Regions from separate parts of the Homo sapiens genome. Here region 2 is linked to region 1. The links are chromatin loops, found by intact Hi-C in ENCODE. Cell type or tissue: dorsolateral prefrontal cortex. All regions are shown on one strand. Each heading gives the region's core, and the rest is flanking DNA. Links, peaks and the distances in the headings are about the cores only. Region 1 overlaps THY1 (Thy-1 cell surface antigen). Region 2 overlaps USP2 (ubiquitin specific peptidase 2).

Region 1 (10,006 bases), core at 41-8,040:
AAACGGTTTTGAGCATTGGGGATTTTCTTCTGAACAGGAAATGGGAAGTCCCTAAATGGGGAGTCTTTGTTTAACAGATACAGAGTTTTACTTTGAAAGACAAAAAGAGTTCCGGAGATGGGCTGCATAGCAACGTGAATGTATCCAGCACTGCTGAATATACTGAATTTAAGTACTGAATTTAAATGGTTAAAATAGTAATTATTATGCTTTTTGTATTTTACCACGATTAAATTTTTTTTTTAAATACGAAGCCTCAGCCCTCATAGGTCTTATATTACCATACACTATGTTAATGTAAGAAGAGGAGAAAGAGTGGTAAAGTTACTTAAAGTCACCCAGCTAGTAAGTGCTCCATGGCCAAGCGCAGAAACACACCGTGACTGGGCTTGTTCTCCCTCCTTCCTTGCTTTCCCTGAGCAGGAAAGAGCCAGTGGCAGTATCATGTTCAGTGAGATGCAGGGACGAGAGGGGGAATGGAGAGAGGGACTTAGATGACTGCCATAGCCACTATGCCATGTTCCCAGGGACCCCCAGCCCTGGTGGTAAGTGTGGCACAGCTTGGCTGATTCCCATCCTGTTCCCACCCCAGATCCAGGACTGAGATCCCAGAACCATGAACCTGGCCATCAGCATCGCTCTCCTGCTAACAGGTACCCGGCATGGGGCAGGACTGGGGCTCCAGGCGCCCTGGCTTCCTTCCCTCCAGAGAAGCAGCTTCTCCCTCACAGTCTCAGAAAAGCGCAGGTGACAAAGAGAGGGCTCTTTTTCATCCTGAAGTCAGCCAATCCACCGCGCTGATATTCTGACGGCCTGAGGTGGTTTTTGAAAACACAGTTTGCTGAGCCCTCCTTCACACTATTGAACTAGAATCCCCAACTGAGAACCCGGAACCAGCATCAACTCCCTAAGATCTCCTGTCCTTGAAACACATTGATAGGATCCAAGGCTCAAGCAGAGTGGGGAGGGAGGCTGGGGTCTGCAAAGGAGAAGTGGGATCCCTGGGGTGGGGAAAGGCACTCAGAGAGCAGACCCCGGTCCCCTCCCTAGCCAGGCCCATCTCTCCACTTCAGGTGGGTGGGAGGCCCCTGTGCCGCAGGCCCCTCCAGTTTGAAGGAGGCACTGCTGGTGCCAGTCTTGCAGGTCTCCCGAGGGCAGAAGGTGACCAGCCTAACGGCCTGCCTAGTGGACCAGAGCCTTCGTCTGGACTGCCGCCATGAGAATACCAGCAGTTCACCCATCCAGTACGAGTTCAGCCTGACCCGTGAGACAAAGAAGCACGTGCTCTTTGGCACTGTGGGGGTGCCTGAGCACACATACCGCTCCCGAACCAACTTCACCAGCAAATACAACATGAAGGTCCTCTACTTATCCGCCTTCACTAGCAAGGACGAGGGCACCTACACGTGTGCACTCCACCACTCTGGCCATTCCCCACCCATCTCCTCCCAGAACGTCACAGTGCTCAGAGGTGAGACAAGCCCCTAACAAGGTCAAGTGAGCTGGGAGAGCCAGGCTCGGGGACAGCAGGCAGTTCCCTTGGCTGGACTAGAGAGGAGAATAGCCCCATAACGCTCTCACCCTCTCCCAACTGCTGCCTGGTCAACTGGGGAACCATTGCCTTCGGTGTGAATGGGGTGAAGAGCTCAGGGCCAGACAGGCAGAGCAGTGTGGTTCCACCAGAACTGTGGGCAAGGCCTTTGGCCTCCCTAATCTTCCTTCTCCCAGCGGGAAAACAGGGATGACACCACCTCCCTCAGCCAGTTTTCTTGTCATGATGTTTAGTAAGGTTTTCATAAGATGATATGTGTGCAAGAGATCAGTAATCTGCAAATGGGAAAGATGGCTGGTTCTGTGAGACCGGGCTGTTCCTGGTCCCAGCTAAGACATTGCAGTACCCACCTCCCAAAGGGAGTACACCCTTGCTTTGGGCCTGTGCCTGCCTGAGTCCTGATCCGTCTTCCTTCCTACCCTGCCCCCGGCCCCCTTCTCTTTCTGCAGACAAACTGGTCAAGTGTGAGGGCATCAGCCTGCTGGCTCAGAACACCTCGTGGCTGCTGCTGCTCCTGCTCTCCCTCTCCCTCCTCCAGGCCACGGATTTCATGTCCCTGTGACTGGTGGGGCCCATGGAGGAGACAGGAAGCCTCAAGTTCCAGTGCAGAGATCCTACTTCTCTGAGTCAGCTGACCCCCTCCCCCCAATCCCTCAAACCTTGAGGAGAAGTGGGGACCCCACCCCTCATCAGGAGTTCCAGTGCTGCATGCGATTATCTACCCACGTCCACGCGGCCACCTCACCCTCTCCGCACACCTCTGGCTGTCTTTTTGTACTTTTTGTTCCAGAGCTGCTTCTGTCTGGTTTATTTAGGTTTTATCCTTCCTTTTCTTTGAGAGTTCGTGAAGAGGGAAGCCAGGATTGGGGACCTGATGGAGAGTGAGAGCATGTGAGGGGTAGTGGGATGGTGGGGTACCAGCCACTGGAGGGGTCATCCTTGCCCATCGGGACCAGAAACCTGGGAGAGACTTGGATGAGGAGTGGTTGGGCTGTGCCTGGGCCTAGCACGGACATGGTCTGTCCTGACAGCACTCCTCGGCAGGCATGGCTGGTGCCTGAAGACCCCAGATGTGAGGGCACCACCAAGAATTTGTGGCCTACCTTGTGAGGGAGAGAACTGAGCATCTCCAGCATTCTCAGCCACAACCAAAAAAAAATAAAAAGGGCAGCCCTCCTTACCACTGTGGAAGTCCCTCAGAGGCCTTGGGGCATGACCCAGTGAAGATGCAGGTTTGACCAGGAAAGCAGCGCTAGTGGAGGGTTGGAGAAGGAGGTAAAGGATGAGGGTTCATCATCCCTCCCTGCCTAAGGAAGCTAAAAGCATGGCCCTGCTGCCCCTCCCTGCCTCCACCCACAGTGGAGAGGGCTACAAAGGAGGACAAGACCCTCTCAGGCTGTCCCAAGCTCCCAAGAGCTTCCAGAGCTCTGACCCACAGCCTCCAAGTCAGGTGGGGTGGAGTCCCAGAGCTGCACAGGGTTTGGCCCAAGTTTCTAAGGGAGGCACTTCCTCCCCTCGCCCATCAGTGCCAGCCCCTGCTGGCTGGTGCCTGAGCCCCTCAGACAGCCCCCTGCCCCGCAGGCCTGCCTTCTCAGGGACTTCTGCGGGGCCTGAGGCAAGCCATGGAGTGAGACCCAGGAGCCGGACACTTCTCAGGAAATGGCTTTTCCCAACCCCCAGCCCCCACCCGGTGGTTCTTCCTGTTCTGTGACTGTGTATAGTGCCACCACAGCTTATGGCATCTCATTGAGGACAAAGAAAACTGCACAATAAAACCAAGCCTCTGGAATCTGTCCTCGTGTCCACCTGGCCTTCGCTCCTCCAGCAGTGCCTGCCTGCCCCCGCTTCGCTGGGGTCTCCACGGGTGAGGCTGGGGAACGCCACCTCTTCCTCTTCCCTGACTTCTCCCCAACCACTTAGTAGCAACGCTACCCCAGGGGCTAATGACTGCACACTGGGCTTCTTTTCAGAATGACCCTAACGAGACACATTTGCCCAAATAAACGAACATCCCATGTCTGCTGACTCACCTGGCTGGAACAACATGCTTACTGCCAACATGTGGGCCGAACCACATGGCCCTGGCTCTGGAATGCACAAGTGGCTTTGCGTGAATCTGCGCTAAGCTATGCAGTCTGCTTTTTCTTCTCAGCTCTGGTAGTTCTTCAGAAATGTACCCTCCAGGCACATCCACTATTGCGAGGGTGAGCACGAAGGGTGGGAGATGCCCATGTCCTCAAGGCATCACTTCCTAAATCCAAAAGCATCGGCAGGAGAAAGGACTGGGGACAAATACTGTCCCTTCGGGAGTAGGGAGGGAACACTGAGGCCCATCCCTGGCTCCTTCCCTAAAAGTAGAGTAAAATGGAAGCGAGCATCCTGGGATTGGGGGCAAGAGGGGGACCGCAGGGTAGCTGTGGGTTCCAACTGCTGTCAGAGTCAGAGAGGCAGCCCCAAGCCAGCCTCCCTGCTTTGCCAGGGAATTTGGGGGAGGAAGGTGACAGCTGCCCAGAGGCTGACTCATCTGATATTTAGCACTGGGTAGGATGATTGTTTCTGAGCATTTTTCTTAAAGGCCTCAGATCTAAATTATGCCACCGGCTCCCACTCTTGCTACCTCCCGTCAACTTCTCTGCCTTGCCTTCCACCCCTGTAGTTACCATACACAGAGGAGGAGGAGCTGTCCTTGTCCCAGGTTGGGAGGCTGACAACCCCTTAGCAAGATGCTGCCAGCCCAGAGCTCTCCAAGGGGAGGAACACCCCTGAGACTCAGGCCCCTCTCCTTCAGCCCTGCTTGGGCTGCAAGCGCCGTGCCAAGGAAAGGCATCTTGGTGAGAAGAGCTGCTGTGGGGGAAGGGAGATCAAATGCCAGAGAAATGTGGGGTGCCCCACCCTCAGGATAGTAAAAGAGTATGGAGGTATTTCTGGAAGGAAATGAGCGGCACTGTGTGAAGCCTCGCACCTGTGTGACACTTCCTATGGGGTCTTTGTCACACTCTAGTACTATGTCCCTGAAGAGTTTAGCAGCCACACTCTTAGAAGGGTGCTGGGAGATGGTGTTGCCCTCTGCAGCCATGTTTAGGGGAGCGGAACCTGAGGCCCACAGTGGGTGAGATTAGCTCAAGAAGCCACAGAGGCCACCAGAGGGCCACGGACTTCGGAAAGGAGAAGAGAAGAACAGGGCATCAGGCCTCACAACGCAAACCTACCCAGAGATGGGCACAGTGGCTCATGCCTGTAATCCCACCACTTTGGGAAGAGGCGGATCGCTTGAGGTCAGGAGTTCGAGACTAGCCTCGAAACCCTATCTCTACTAAAAATACAAAAATTAGCCAGGCATGGTGGCCTGCGCCTGTAATCCCAGCTACTCAGGAGGCTGAGGCAGGAGAATCACTTGAACCCGGGAGGCGGAGGTTGCAGTGAGCCAAGATTGCACCACTGCACTCCAGCCTGGGAGATAGAGTGAGACTCCATCTCAAAAAAATAAAAAATAAAATAAACCTACCCGGAATGACCATGCTGAGGACTGGGAGCCCGCAGACTTTCAGCCACAGGCCGCGACAGCCGTGGGTCCCTCCCTGGTCAAGTCAGCAGGCCTTGTGGAGGCTGTGGGGTATCTGTGGTGACTCAGGTAATTATAGAGGGCTGGCCCCCAGCCCTGGTTCCTGTACACATGCCCCAACCCCATCCCCATCCACTCCCTCGCCAGTCCTAACCTCTTTCCTGGGTCCCCCCCCTTCAGCACCTAAGTCCATACCTAGGGCCGTGGAATTCCCGCTCAAGAGCAACAGAAGCCCCTCTCTGCACCCCCATTTCTGGACTGGATTGTCCACTGAGACGCGCAATGTCTGCATCTCTGACATCTAGAGGCTTCCTCGGGAAGGGCATGGGGATCTCCGTGAGATGTGGGGACTTTCACTGGCCAACCAAGAAATCTACACAGCGTCCGGGGACCTGTGACACACATCCCTCCCGCCTCCTCAACCTGATGTCCCTCTCTGAATCTGCAGCTTTCGTGCTGTGAAGGTGTCTTTACATGTGAAACAAACAAACCCAAGTCAAGAGTAAATCATCTCATTTACTAGTGAGAAAATGTTGGAGCTGGAGTCCTTCAGAGAGTCCTGGCCAGGCAAGAGGGCCATCAGCTCTCTTCTGCTCAACAGGGGCTCTCAGCCTCAGGACACTCTCAGGCCTGGAATGTCCCCAACACACTCAAGGAGAAACATGTCCTGTGCAGACCCACAGGAGGCATCTTTGCCCGGCACAAGGAAGAGCTGGGGTCAGTGGGACCTGTAGATGTAGACACATCATATGGAGGGTGGGTAGGACCAATGTGGCAGCTTCATGGAGGCCAAGTGTGGCTCTGCACCAGGAAGGGGCTGTGATGGCTGGAGGTGCCCAGCAGTGCAGGCGGGGAGTGCCTGGCAGTGGCGTGGCCAGGTGGAGGCCACCTGTCAAGTTTGCAATAAAGCAGTTTCCTGAATTTGGTGAGAACATGGACTAGAGGACTCTAGCCTCTTCCCCCTTTAGGGTTTCACTTCAGTAAGTCTTAAAATTAGAGTGTGGTGACTCACGCCTGTAATCCCAGCACTTTGGGAGGCCAAGGCAGGTGGATCACTTGAGGTCAGGAGTTTGAGACCATCCTGGCCAACATGCAGAAACCCTGTCTCTACTAAAAAAAAAAAATAAGTAAATAAATAAAAATTAGCCAGGTGTGGTGGTGCACGGCTGTAATCCCAGCTACTTGGGAGGCTGAGGCAGGAGAATCACTTGAACCCAGGAGGCGGAGGTTGTGGGCCGAGATCATGCCACTGCACTCCAGCCTGGGTGGCAGAGTGAGATTCAGTCTCAAAAAAAAAAAAAAAGGATTAGAGCTTGGTGCAGTGGCAGCCACCTGTAATCCCAACTTCTTGAGAAGCTGAGATGGGAGGCCCCCCTTGAGCCCAGAAGTTTGAGGCCAGCCTAAGCAACACTGTGAGACCTTGTCTCAAAAAAATAATAAAAACAATAATTCTTAAAATAAGCTGACTGGGCTGAAATCATGTATTTGTACAACAAACATTAAGCATCTAAATGCACCTGGCTCTGTGCTAAGCTATAAAAGACACAAGCCCCTAACTGAAGGGGTCCACAGTCCAATAAGAGGGAGGAATCAATTTCAGTGCAGTGATCAGCACTATGAGGAGGGGAAGTTGTGGAAGACACCAGTGGGGGTTCCCCAACATGCATTATCCTCTTCCTTCTCAGCAATGGGACCCATAAACTAGAACTGAAATGTGTGATCCAGAAGAAAGACTATTTCCCAGTTCCATTGCAGTGAGATGGGCCTATGTGATTAAGTTCTGTCCAATGGGATATAAGCACAAAATAGTATGTGTAATTTCTGTGAAGAGCTCTAAAAGAGAGAAAGTGTGCCTTTCTCCCACTTTCACCTTATGCTAGCTGGAATGTGGAGGTGATGGCTGGAACTGGAGCAGCTATTTTGTACTATGAGATAGATGGAAGTTGTGTGTTACAAATGACAAAGCACAAGATAGGAGCCTGAGTCCTCCATGATGGTGGAGCTGTCAGGGAAGCCGTGGACAACCTTATTTAAGTGACTGTTATTTGGGCTTTTCTGCATTCATCGCTAACTAAACCTAAAACTACCTTAAAAAGAAACTGCAGGCCCGGCACAGTGGCTAACGCCTGTAATCTCAGCACTTTGGGAGGCTGTGGCGGGTGGATTGCTTGAGCCCAGGAGTTCAAGGTGAGCCTGGGCAAGGTGGCAAAACCCCATCTCTACAAAAAATACAAAAATTAGCTGGGCATGATGGCACATGTCTGTAGTCTCAGCTACTCAGGTAGCTGAGGTGGGAGGATTGATTGAGCCTGGGAGTTTGAGGCTTCAGTGAGCCAAGATCACACCACCACACTCCAGGGTAACAGAATGAGACCCTGTCTTCAAAAAAAAAAAAAAAAAAAAAAAGCTGCTACTTAACACTGCTGAATCTTACACTTAAAAATGGTTAAGATTGTAATTTATAACTTTTTAACCACAACTTTTTAAAAGAAGCCAAAGGTCAAATTAATAGAGATAGAAAATAGAATGGTGGTTGCCAGGAGCTGTGGGGAAAGGGAATGGGGAGTTATTGTTTAATGGGCACAGAGTTTTGGATTTGCAAGATGAAAACAGTTCCATGGATGGGTGGTGGCGATGGCAGCACAACAGTGCAAATGTACATAATGCCACTGAACCGTATACTTTTTTAAAAATAGAGGTGGGGTTTCACTATGTTGCCCAGGCTGGTTTCAAACTCCTGGGCTGAAGTGATCCTCCCCCCTCAGCCTCCCAAAGTGCTGGGATTGCAGGTGTGAGCCACCACACCCAGCCTGAATCGTACACTTAAAGGTGGCTGAGATGGTAAATTTTATATTCAGTGTATTTTATCACGATATTAAAGAAATAGAAGAAGCCAAGGCACCAGGAAACTCTTTGGAGTGGTTACCTTTATCAAAACTCATCAAACTGTGCACTTAAAATAGGTGAATTTCATTGAATATAAATTACACCTTATCAAAGTGCTGTGGGAACACATATGTAGGGCCCTTTTGCCAGGCGACAGCGGCTTCCCAGAGGAGGAGTCATGAGTAAGAGTGCAAAAAGCAGCCTCTACTATTTTGCAAACTAATTGCAAAAAAAGAAATTTTATGTTATTTCTTCTATACTCTGCAAAACCAGGGAAAAGGGAGAGGAAGCCATCGTGGGTTCAGTCTGAGGACAGGACTTAGCTCCTCTCTAGGTTAACACACAACTGCTGGTGGATATAACAGCTCTTAGAGCACACAGGCCCATCAGAAGAATCCCTGATCCAGTCAATATTTATTCAAACATTTATTAGGTGCACACTCCATGCCAGGCCTTATGTGGGGTAATGAGACTAGAACAGTGGATGGTACAGACAATCTCTTGTTCTATAACATTTATATTCTAGTATGGGAGTTGGATATTAAGCAAGTAAACCAATCAATAAATCAAATAATTATAGATTGGGATCATTTATATATAGAAGATAATAAAGAATAATAAGTGACATAGCCAGGCATAGTGGCTCACGCCTGTAATCCTAGAACTTTGAGAGGCCAAGGTGGGAGAATTGCTTGAGCCCAGGAGTTTGAGGCAAGCCTGGGTGACATAGTGAGACTTTGTCTCTAAAAAATAATAACAATATTAAGTGACCTATTAGTTAGGGTGATGAGGGAGAGCCCAAGGGAGTGTCCTTTGAGCTGAGACTTCAAAGGTGAGAACAAGCCAGCCATTGGAAGAGCTGCAGGAAGCACAGCCAGATGGAGGGAATGGTAAGGAGTGGTCCATGATGTTACTGAAGAGGCAGACAAGAGCCGGATTCAATAGGAGCCTTGGAGGTCATGGTGAAGAGTTTGAATTTTATTGTAAGGGTAACAGGGAAGTGTTGAAGGATGTGATCTGGTCATATTTTTATAAGATCCCTCTTGCTGCTCTGTAGAAACATAAAGGAGAATGACAGTAGAACAAGAAATCAGGAGGACATTGCCATGGTCCTAAAATAGATGACAGCAACTTTGACAAAAGTTGTAGTGGTTAAGATAGACAGAAGCGGTGACTTCAAGATACGTTTAGAGTTAAAACAGAGAGGACTGGGGAAATCTAAATAAGGTCTGTGGATTTTACCAATATCAATTTCCAGTTTTGATACTGTACTCCAATTATACAAAATGTTGCCATTGGGGGAAACTGGGTGAAGGGTACATGAGACCTCTAACCTCTGCACCCCAAGGGTACAGACAAGACCTCTCTGTACTATTTATGCAATTTCTTGTAAACCTATAATTTACTTTAAATATTTTTAAATATTTTAAATTTTCAACACAACCCAAAAAAAAAAAAAGATGGCAAATATTTAACTCCAGAGGGAGGAGAAAAGAATGCTCATAACAGGTTAGATGGATTTACTGTGAATAATATTTACGTAGTCATACTGATATAAACATTCCCTTTGGTCTGAATGTTTGTGTCACTCAAAATTCAAAATTCATCTTTTGAAATCCTAAACCCCAAGGTGATGATATTTGGAGGTGGGCTCTTTGGGAGGTGATTAGGTCATCAGGGTGAACCCCTAATGAATGAGATTAGTCTCCTTATAAAAGAGGCCCCACAGAGATCCCATACTCCTTCCACTACATGAGGCCACAGCAAGAAGACGCTGTCTATAAATCAGAAAGTGGGCCCTCAACAGGTACTAAGTCTGCAGCACCTAGAGCTTAGACTTCCCAGCCTCTAGAACTCTGAGAAATAAATTTCTGTTGTTTATAAGCTGCCCAGTCTGTGGTATTTTGTCATAGCAGTATGAATGGACTAAGGTAACACTAAATAGGGATTTTAACCAAAAATTATGATGACGATATATTGGAGGATGGGAAAAGGTTAAGTGTATG
Region 2 (10,006 bases), core at 977-8,976, 53 kb after region 1:
GTGGGGACTCCAAGCCAGCTCAGGTGGCTCAGCCCTGCAGAGACCCAGGAGCCCCAGTCCCAACCCTGTCATCTCCCTACTCTGCCCCACTTCTCCTGTTCCCGGGGTCTATGGAAGGACGAGCTGTTCCCATTGAGCCCTGCCAGGGCTGCGCTTTAACCCCTACAATCCTTCCTAATCCCCCTCAGCTCCACCCCTCCAGCTGCTCCTCCCTAGCCCTGGCATTCTGCCCGCTGGCCTCTGCCCAGCCCTTGCCCCACCCTGCCCAGGCCACCCTCTCCTCTCCCCAAGAAGATCCAGGGGTTGGCCCAGGGCCCTCCAGAGCACAGTCAGCAAGCTGGGCACCTGCAACTCGGAGGCAGAGCCAGGGCTGAGGCTCAGAGTCTGGCCCAGCCTATTCTCACCCACCCAGTCTCTTCCACACCCTTGCCCTCCGCTCTAGGACCTGTTTCTAGGAGCAAAAGGTCTGGGAAACTGAATACCTGGGTCCTATTTGCCACTGGGGCTGCTGACTCATCTTCCGAAGCCTTGGGTTCCAGCTGTTCAGTGACAGGGAGATTATATAAGCTGAGGTCATGTGATTTTTCCCTGGGGTGGGACTTTGGACTTGAATGCTGCCCTGCAGTGAGCGGAGGTTACTCCAAAGAGAACAAATTGCGGATAGCAGGGGCTGTCCTGGAGCTCCTAGGTGAGAAGTACAACTCGCCTCTCGTCCCTCATGTTCTCGCTCCGTTCACGCAGCCACACTGGCCTGTATCCCTGCTGCCTTGTTTGTCTAGCTTGGCAGCCTGAGATCCTGGGGTCTGTCCTTACCTACTCCCACCCCGGGATCACTAAGCCACCCTAAGGAGGTTGAACTTCCTGAGGTCATGAATCTGTGTTGGCAGCATGAGAAGGTCACTAAAGGACCTTAAGCCAGAGGGGCCCCTTGGCCAGGAGCTGTACTAGCTGCTGCGAAGGAAAGGGCAGTGGGTTTGCGGTTTGTGACTAGAATCAGCAAGACACTGATGTCTCCATCCCTTGCAGACCGGCTGTGGGCTGTATCCTGGCCGTTAGCCTTGGTACTGCCTTATCCAGGCTCAATTTCTCAATCGGTGCCCAGCACCATCCTCCCGCCTCCTCCTCCACCCCCACTCCAGGATGTCTTCATGAGTTAATGTGGTGCTGGGGTGGGGCTCAGCAATGCAGAAGTTAATCCAAGCCTGGCAAAATGTTCCTTGCCCCTGGGGGAGCCGCTCCACTGACCACCAGCTGCAGAAATGAACATCATGTTCAGAGCCCAAAGCTGCACACGTGGCCCCTTGTACTCTCTCACCTCAATACGTACATAAAACTAGCGCCCCAGACGGAGACACATGCAAAAGAAGGAGGTGTGTGGGCCTCTGGAATCCAGCTGGTTCAGGCCAGACTGCCTGGGCTCAAAGGTGCACAGAGCTTTTGGCCTCTTGGGGTCCACGTCATGCAGGGAAGCAGACCTTCCTACAGAGAGTGGGGAGGATGGGCTGACCCTCTCTCCCCAAGGTGCACTGTGGGGCAAAAGCCCAACCCCTAACAAGGACTCAGAGCCCCTACCTTTTCATCCATCAATCAATCAGGCCACCGGTCTGTCCATTTGCGGTGGTAATCGCAGGCACATGCTGGGAGCCAGGCTTTAAGACATCTGCCTTAGCCCCAGCAGTGTCACCAAACCCTGGCCTAAGCTGCCCACGCAGATCTGAGAGAAGCAGAATACTCTCAGTCCCCGCCCTCATAGAGCTAGCCCTAACTTTCATTTATATCACTCCATCTCATGCCAGGAAGGATTTAAGGTGACAAAAATTACTTATCCTATAGGGAAGCAGGCCAAGCCCAGGTTCTGAGGAACGGCAGTCAGGATGCAGGAATGAGCCCAGCTCAGTTTAGCTTTGTGTATTTGAAGCACAGAGAGTCACTGAGCCAGAGCCAGATTCAGATGCCAGAAGCCTCTATCCTTTGTATCCATCCCACTCCGAGAATGGCAGTGAAGAGAAAGGGTCTCACAGAGACCTGGCTGGCCGAGAGATGAGCCAAGGTCCTTTGTGGCCGTGTCCTGCAGCAGTCGGACCTGCTTGACTAGACTGGACTCTGTGTGAATTCTTTCCCCCAACCCCAGACTTCTCAAAGTGCTCCCACGCTAAAGCTTTCTGCATCTGGCCCTCCCTGCTCCTGGCAACCCCTCTAACCTCCTAAATCCCAGGGAAGAGGGAGAGCAAGCTGGCAGAACACCCAGATGTCCTGGGTGGGAGTGCTTACATCACTGTGTCTAAGTCATGGGGAAACAGGCCAAATGCTATAGTGGGTGAGCACCTCTTGGGCAGGTCCCCCCAAGCCCAGCAGCACATGTGTTCAACATGCAAAAGCAGACTCACACCCCACCCTCTGAGGCTTAGTGTGACTCCCAGGATTCCTAGCAGAGCCTGGTCTGGCCCTCTTTAGAGACAAGATCAACACCATTTATTAAGAACCCACCAAGAGAACCCACAACCCTGCCCTTGAGGAGGTTTCAGTGTGCTGGCAAAACCAAGACAAGCCACACACAAGACCATTTATAGGACTCTTTGAAACACTTATAAAGCAAAGATAAACATATTAAGATAGATTAACACCATGCAAACTGAATGCGCATAGACTGACGATATGCAGTAATGGAGAGTTTAGAGATGGGTGGAGTTAATTAGGGAAGGCTTTTGGAAGATGCAAATTTTAGGCAGAATTTACAAGTAGGTAATTGGCAGAGAGCAGGAAGTACATCCCAGAATTTCCTGTTAAAAGCATGGGTTTTGCTGTAAGACAAAGCCCCACATTGTCATTTATTAACTTTGCAGTCCTGGAAAGTCATTTGACCTCTCTAGGCTTAAGGTCCTTCACCTATAAAACAGAGGTAATAGGCCGGGCGTGGTGGCTCACGCCTGTAATCCCAGCACTTTGGGAGGCTGAGGTGGGCGGATCACTTGAGGTCAGGAGTTCATGACCAGCTCGGCCAACATGGTGAAACCCCGTCTCTACTAAAAATACAAAAATTAGCCAGGCGTGGTGGTGCGCACCTGTAATCCCAGCTACTCAGGAAGCTGAGGCAGGAGAATTGTTTGAACCCGGGAGGCAGAGGTTGCAGTGAGCCGAGATCGTGCCACTGCACTCCAGCCTGGGCGACAGAGCAAGCCTCCGTCTCAAAAAAAAAAAAAACAAAACAAATAAAATAGAGGTAATAGTTACTACAGCATGATGTTATAGAAATTAACTGGGATAATATATATAAAACCCTTAACCCAGTGCCTGGGATCTAATAAGTACTTAATGAGTGGCAGTTTTGGTTTTTCAGCAGAGGATAAGCACAGGCTGGTTGACAGCAGTGGTCAAAGACTGAGGGTGGTGGGCCTGTGGACAAACAGCCTTAGAGAAAGGCTACCTGAGGCTTCGGGGCTGGATGCAAGGGCAGGTGCTCTAGTTGTTTCAGGACAGAAGAGTGATGAGATCAGATGCAAACATTGCTTCAGATGGTGTAGGGCTGGCTTGAAAGCGTTTGGCTGGAAAGGAGGCTTGGAGAAAGGCTGCTGCAGTTTGTCCGGGGTCCAGATTCAGTCAGAGTCTGGGTGAGGACAGTGACTGTAGAGATCACCACTCCTCACATGCCCACTCTCACTGATCACAAGCAGACTGCCTGTGGTTCCTGTCCCCTGCCCCCTCCTCCCACCACACTGCTGGCACACAGGGGAGGGGGCAACTGTCCCCATCCCTCTCTCATTAGCATGAAATTGCTGCTTTGTCGGTGGCCTGGGGTACTGCCATACGTGTGTCCTGGACACAGTCCCCATGTAGCTGTGGTCATGTGTGCGTGTACATGTGGGGATGAGCACACCAGAAGGAACAGAAGGAGCCCACAGATGAGTAACAGCATACACTGCTGCCTCTTGGAGTATTTTTAAATGCTAAAAATACTGGCTAAAAATAGCCAGCAAGCTCCAAACAAGATACTTTCTCTAGGCAGATTCGTGAGCTTCCCTGTTAGGTGGAGGGGTGGGGCATCAGAAACGAAATCTAAAGACCCCTGATCTTCCAGCATGGCTGTGCTTGACGCCAGAGTAGAACACTCGCCCCATGCCAGCTGAGCGCCTATTTCCCCACTATTGTATTGCTTTCTCCCCAGCTCCCCAAAACAAGTCAAATTTGAGAATGGGAGAGCCGGAGCTGGGTAATTGGTTAGAAGAGACCAGAAAAGGTTCTTTTCAGGAGCCAAATGAGAAGGTGACCTATTGGACCTTATAAAACATGAGCACTGCCTCTCTTGAAAGAAGCCAAACAGGACTGTTTTGAGGAGGGCAGCTCAGCCCCTAGGCCGTGAAGGTCCATCTTCTTAACCTGGGCACATTGACCTCCACAGACTGCATGAGTTTGGGTCTTCACGAAGGCCTGAGTACCCCCGGAACTCTAGACAAAAGTTTGTGCATATACGTATTTCGCCCTGAAGAGAGAAGAGCTTTCATCACGTTCTCAAAATGGTTTGCAGCCCCCTCAAGAGTTAGGAAGTGTAATGGTGCCTTGGGGGAAGCTCACCCGGTTGCCACTGGGTCTTGGGGAGACGTCCTCTGCGGGCCCCAAAGATCACTTATCCCGAGCTGAGCCTCAACCCCGAGGCCGGCCAGGGCCTCAGGGCTCCGGTCCTGCCTCCCCCGCGGGCCTGCCTGGCCGGGGGTCAGCGGGCTGGGGGCGCCGGGGAGCGCGGGGAAGGCCCGGCGGGGGAGGACCGACCTTGTCGCCTCGTTCGGGTCCGCGTGCCGGCGCCGGGGGCGGGGTAGAGGCGAGGTGGGGCGGGGCTTAGGGCCTGGCCCCGCCCCAGCGCTGACGTCGCGGGGCCCGAGGCGCCGGCGGGGCCGCCAGTCGGCCGGAGCGCGAGAGCCGGGACCCGGGCTGTTGGCGGCGCACGCCGGGGAGGTTGAGGCGGAGGAGCGCGCGTTCGGGCGCCGCGGACGCTGTCCTGTAGCGGTCTCGCCGGCCTCGGCGTCCGGACTGTGGCACCGCGCGGGGACTCCCCCCGCGCCCCCGCTGCCAACGTTAAGCGAGGGCCAAAGCCCGCCGCCCGCCCCCCAGCATGCGCACCTCGTACACCGTGACCCTGCCCGAGGACCCCCCCGCCGCCCCCTTTCCCGCCCTCGCCAAGGAGCTGCGGCCGCGCTCCCCTCTCTCCCCGTCCCTGCTGCTCTCCACCTTCGTGGGGCTCCTGCTCAACAAAGCCAAGGTACGCGGGCCCTTTTCCGGGACCCCCGCGCCGAGGGCCTGGGGTCCCGCCTTCTCCCTGGCCTCTGCCCGCCACGCGCCCCTAGGTGAGGGGACGGATTCTTCCCAGCCCCCACCCCTCCTTTCCCAGGGTCTCCTGGCAAGGAATGCCCCCTCCTCAGGTGATCGCACGCTTACTCGTGGTCCCCTCCCCGGGTGGAGGTCCGAGGAAGTCCCCCTTGCCCCCTCCCTCTCGGTGGCCCCGGCACCAGGTGGTGGCTCTTGGCCTCTCAATTCCTGGCACCTATCAGGACAGGTGCAGGAAAGCATAACCTTGACTGGGTCTCGATCGGTGTGCGAGGGCAGCACGCTGGACCGTGCCGGGGTACTCCTCCGAGGCCAAACCCCGGCGAGGAAGGCTGGGCAGAAAGGGGCCGCCTCCCCTTCACTGTCCACCAAGGGCTCTTTCCCAAGGGTTGGTGACGGGGGTCCTTTGACCCTGTGAAGGGCAGACGAGGTGCAGACAGGTGACAGAGGGCAACTTCCCCTTCTTTCCGTCCTCTCCATTTATGCAGCGGGCAGCGGGTCCCTCCGCGGAAGCAGCCCCCAGGGGAATGCCGGGGCCGAGGCTGGGCGCTGCCCGCCTGGGGAAGGGAGAAGGGGCCCGAGCTTTGACAGGTCTTATGTAACAGGCACCAGCTCCCGTGCTGGCAGTGCGTGCCCTGCCCCGTGCCAGGGCCACACCAGGCTTCCTAGCTGCAGCCAGGACTTGGGGCGACCCTCACCACACAGGTGAGGTAGGCGGGAAAGCCCTTGATTGGGGTCTCAAGTGTGAAGACACAAACCTCGGCCTCTCCTACCGAAGGGTGCCCAGATGCTACCTCTGCATTAACCCAGGCAGGGCTCTCCTGAGCCCCCGCTCCTCTCCTCTAGAAGGTGAAAGCTGTCTATTTGCTGATGGTGAAGGTGCCATCTGCTCCCTGCAACAGTGCTTGATACTGAGTCAAAACTAGGTTTGCTGATGGCTGAATGGAAGGAAGACTGGGTCCAAACTTTCTCAACTCTTTGCACATGTGTCCCAGCATAACACTTGGGGTCATTTCCTTCTCTGGCTTTCACCGAAAGAGGTTGGCTGTGCAGGGTCTCCCACCTTCTGCAGTTCTGGCCCCTTTCTCCCTGTCGACCCTGAGGTAGGATTGTTTGTCCTGTAAGAAAGGTCACTCTGGGGACATTTTGTTCCCCTCTGTAATGAAAAGTGCTGACTTTCCCTGGAGCTCCTGATTTCCTATTCTTGGCAGAAGAATATCTGGCTGGGCATGGAGCAGCCCTGCTCCCCCTCCTCTGTCGCCCCCACTCCTGTTATCCACCCGCCTTCTACACAGAGCACCTAGAAACTGGCATGTGGTTTTGAGCTGAGGAAATTTTAGACAAAGGCATCAACCCCCACCCTAAAACATAACAACCAAGGGTCCTAAGGATGCCTTAAAGGAGCTTCTCCCATCTCCCCACCCCCCAGGCCAATAGAGGGGTTAGATCCTCAAGAATAGTAATCGTGGGTGACGAAGTGTCCTTCTTGCCCCTCACTGCTGGGTCAGAATTAAGTGTCAACATCTTAAAACACCACAGGAGTGCTTCTGTAGACAGATGACTCCGTTTTCCCATTTCCCTACCCCCATTAGCACTGAGTGACTGTTGTCTCAGCTGAGGGCCTGCTTTGGTGAACATTGACACGGTCACCAGTGGTAGAATGCTTTCCCCTACAGCCTGTTTAGACAGATGTCATCTGAGGCACAGGGGCTAAGAACTAATAAAGCACTGCCAAAAATAGACGTAAGGGTGGGTATTCTGTTGTGGGCAAGCTTTAACATTTAGTTCCGAGTGCGCAACATGGAGACTTTTGCAGCGTTTCACCAATTCTGGAAAATGCTGAGAAGGTCTTTGTCCCAGGGAATTATCTCTGTTGCGGCCCTCTTGCTGACTGTCAGTAAGTCAGATTCAGATGTTGTGTGGGGCCATATACTGCCAGCCCTAGCCAAGTTCTCTAAGGATGCTTATATCCCACCTGCTGCCAATTGGCCTTTCTCTCTAGCTGCAGGTTTAAACTGGGTCTCTTTTCTGGGTATATTTTTCTTCCCTACCTGTTAGTGCTAGCCCTGACAGCTGGCCAAGAAGGGATCCTCTTACTTGTGGGATCGGTAAGGCAGTTCTTGAGAAAAGCCCTCCTTCAGCCTGCTCCTCCCCCACCCACACCCCTCCCCCCCAGCTGACAACCTCATGGGCTTTGAGCTGCTGACAGCCTCATAGGCTGTCAGCACACGGCATGAGTAATTTTAGCTGAGTTATTTCAGGCTCCTGTTCTGATCAGGGCTGAGCTGGCCCCACGCATGCCCCAGTGTTGCTCCAGAGTTGCCTGCTCCCAGTCCCCTCCCTGAGAGAGGGGGTGGCAGACTCATCTGCAAACTGTTTATTTAACCCTTTGAGCCTGAAGGTTTTCTGACTCCTTGGAGATATGCCCAGGATTAGCCAAGAGACCTTGACAAATAAGCTCAGAGTCCTCGATCCAGCACCTGTTCTCTCTCCAACCCCCTCACCCGCCTCCGCTATAGGGCCAACAGCAAGAGTGGCAATTTCAGCCAGGCCCTTGCCTCTGCGGGCCCAATCTGCCATCTCCAGGATTCCCAGACAGTGGCCAGTCAGGATGTTGAAACCTGAGCCAGGCAGGGAGGATTCTCCGAGTCTTTAATCAGCCCTTAGGAGCTGAGCTCAGCTGGAAGGAATTCCACCTGTCTCTGGCAATTCAGAATGGCAGGCTTACTTGAGTTTTTCCCAACTGAAGATCGAAACTCAAGGTGTTTTGTTGTTTAACTTTTCAAAACCTCCTCAAAGTGTCTCTTATGAGAGTTACTTTATATATTGGACTTCTAGGAGTACAAATATAGGTCATTTGAGATAGCACCTGGATTTGGGACTCAAAATTTCTTATAGTAAGGAGTCAATATGTACCAAATATATGAATTCCTAGTCTCCACTGTAGCAGAGAATAGAGAATAACATAAAGATGGGGGGCAGGGAGATACATAGTCAATACACACTCAATAAAGCCCTGAAGAATATTTTTGTTGGTTGTTGAAAATAACAGGCATTTAGGCAGGACGCGGTGGCTCACGCCTGTAATCCCAGCACTTTGGGAAGCTGAGGCAGGTGGATCACCTGAGGTCAGGAGTTCAAGACCAGCCTGGCCAACATGACGAAACCCTGTCTCTACTAAAAATACAAAAAATTAGCCGGGCATCGTGGCACACACCTGTAGTCCCAGCTACTCAGGAGGCTGAGGCAGGAAAATCGCTTGAACCCACGAGGTGGAGGTTGCAGTGAGCTAAGATCGTACCACTGCACTCCAGCCTGGGTGACAGCGTGAGATTCCGTCTCAAAAAAAAAAAAAAGAAAAGAAAAGAAAATCACAGGCATTCCTCAATCCTCTTTCCTACAAAGTACATAGATGGGTAAAGTTGAAGAAAGAATATTATGTGTGGCCTGCTGCCTGTGGCTCCAGCTGGTTAGAAATTGCACGAGAGAGCCCAGCACAGGCCTAGCATCTTTGCTTCCACCTTATTGCCATATGTTCTTTGCTTACAGAATTCTAAGAGTGCCCAGGGTCTGGCTGGTCTTCGAAACCTTGGGAACACGGTGAGTTTTTCCTGGCCTGCTTCTTCCCCAGGCCCACCCCCTACTATGCTGACTGGAGCCATATAACCAGAGTCCCCTTCTGGTTGTGGCTGACTCCCTACCCGTTCAGCCAGTTGGCACTTGCCCTTCCTGGCTGGTGTTTCACAGAATTGCTGGGCTGTGCTTTACCCACCCCCAGCAGGAAGCACTGCTAAAAGGAAGTTGCCCTTTTACCCATCAGCCTGCTCCTCTCCTGGATCATTCCCCTAAAGGATGCCCATCACTTCCCACACACTTCTGTCCATCACATCACGCCCTTTTGTGCACCTCTATAGTAAATAACCAATTAGGTCACCTATGCCTGGAGTGGGGGTTTGCCTCACTTCACCCCTTTCACTTATGAAAAGAGGAACTTGAGGCTATGAAAGGATAGCCTCCTATGAAAGGATTCTAGGTAGATGAACCAGAGAGCCTCTGGTAGTAAGTAACACAGGTGAAGGTGGGACTCTCGTCTCCCCACTGATTGCCTGGTCATCTCTTGCAGTGCTTCATGAACTCAATTCTGCAGTGCCTGAGCAACACTCGGGAGTTGAGAGATTACTGCCTCCAGAGGCTCTACATGCGGGACCTGCACCACGGCAGCAATGCACACACAGCCCTCGTGGAAGGTGAGAGGCCCTCTGTCATGTGCCCCTGCCTACCCCCGGATGCTCCTCCACTCCACTGGGGCTGTTCTAGGTGTTGTGTCTTAGACACTCCTATCCTGTCTGTCTTTCTCTGCTTGCTTTTTGTTGGGATTCTAGTTTCAGAGTTTCTTATAGAAAATATCTCAGCTGTCCTGTACACTCTCTCCTTCCAATAGAGTTTGCAAAACTAATTCAGACCATATGGACTTCATCCCCCAATGATGTGGTGAGCCCATCTGAGTTCAAGACCCAGATCCAGAGATACGCACCGCGCTTTGTTGGCTATAAGTAAGGGCCTTGCAGACATGTCCTCTCAGGTGGGTGGCAGTAGGAGCAGGTTCTTAGGACAAGAGGTGTTGCTCACCCTCCTTCCTTTGGGTTCAGTCAGCAGGATGCTCAGGAGTTCCTTCGCTTTCTTCTGGATG

The links. A loop is a pair of places that touch in the nucleus more often than their neighbours do. Peaks named below come from ENCODE experiments on the same cell type or tissue, not always from the same donor. Only the 100,000 strongest peaks of a DNase experiment are listed, where the experiment ranks them.
Region 2: a loop joins it to region 1, with 3 times the contacts of the local background. A loop is called at or near these places in 2 of 110 quality-filtered maps.

The regions. Positions count from the first base shown.
Region 1 is chr11:119,411,516-119,421,521 of GRCh38, reverse strand. THY1 (Thy-1 cell surface antigen) reads left to right here. Exons shown (of 4, transcript NM_006288.5): 2 at 593-653; 3 at 1,136-1,471; 4 at 2,002-6,046. The coding sequence starts at 617. The coding sequence ends at 2,114. All of the region lies in intron 2 of USP2-AS1 (USP2 antisense RNA 1), which reads right to left. Among named protein-coding and RNA genes, the nearest start is that of THY1, 6.7 kb to the left of the region's middle. RefSeq lists an enhancer at 1,304-1,871. In dorsolateral prefrontal cortex, for the core only: no CTCF peak of the experiment used is centred there; DNase peaks (open chromatin) are centred at 3,621 and 4,025; H3K4me3 peaks cover 2,152 bases; H3K27ac peaks cover 3,509 bases.
Region 2 is chr11:119,359,094-119,369,099 of GRCh38, reverse strand. It overlaps USP2 (ubiquitin specific peptidase 2), which reads left to right. Exons shown (of 13, transcript NM_004205.5): 3 at 8,866-8,916; 4 at 9,440-9,563; 5 at 9,758-9,869; 6 at 9,966-10,006. Among named protein-coding and RNA genes, the nearest start is that of MFRP, 17 kb to the right of the region's middle. RefSeq lists a cis regulatory region at 596-609, enhancers at 1-659, 531-675, 9,403-9,452 and a silencer at 4,735-4,924. In dorsolateral prefrontal cortex, for the core only: no CTCF peak of the experiment used is centred there; DNase peaks (open chromatin) are centred at 1,951, 3,816, 4,819 and 7,576; H3K4me3 peaks cover 6,224 bases; H3K27ac peaks cover 8,000 bases.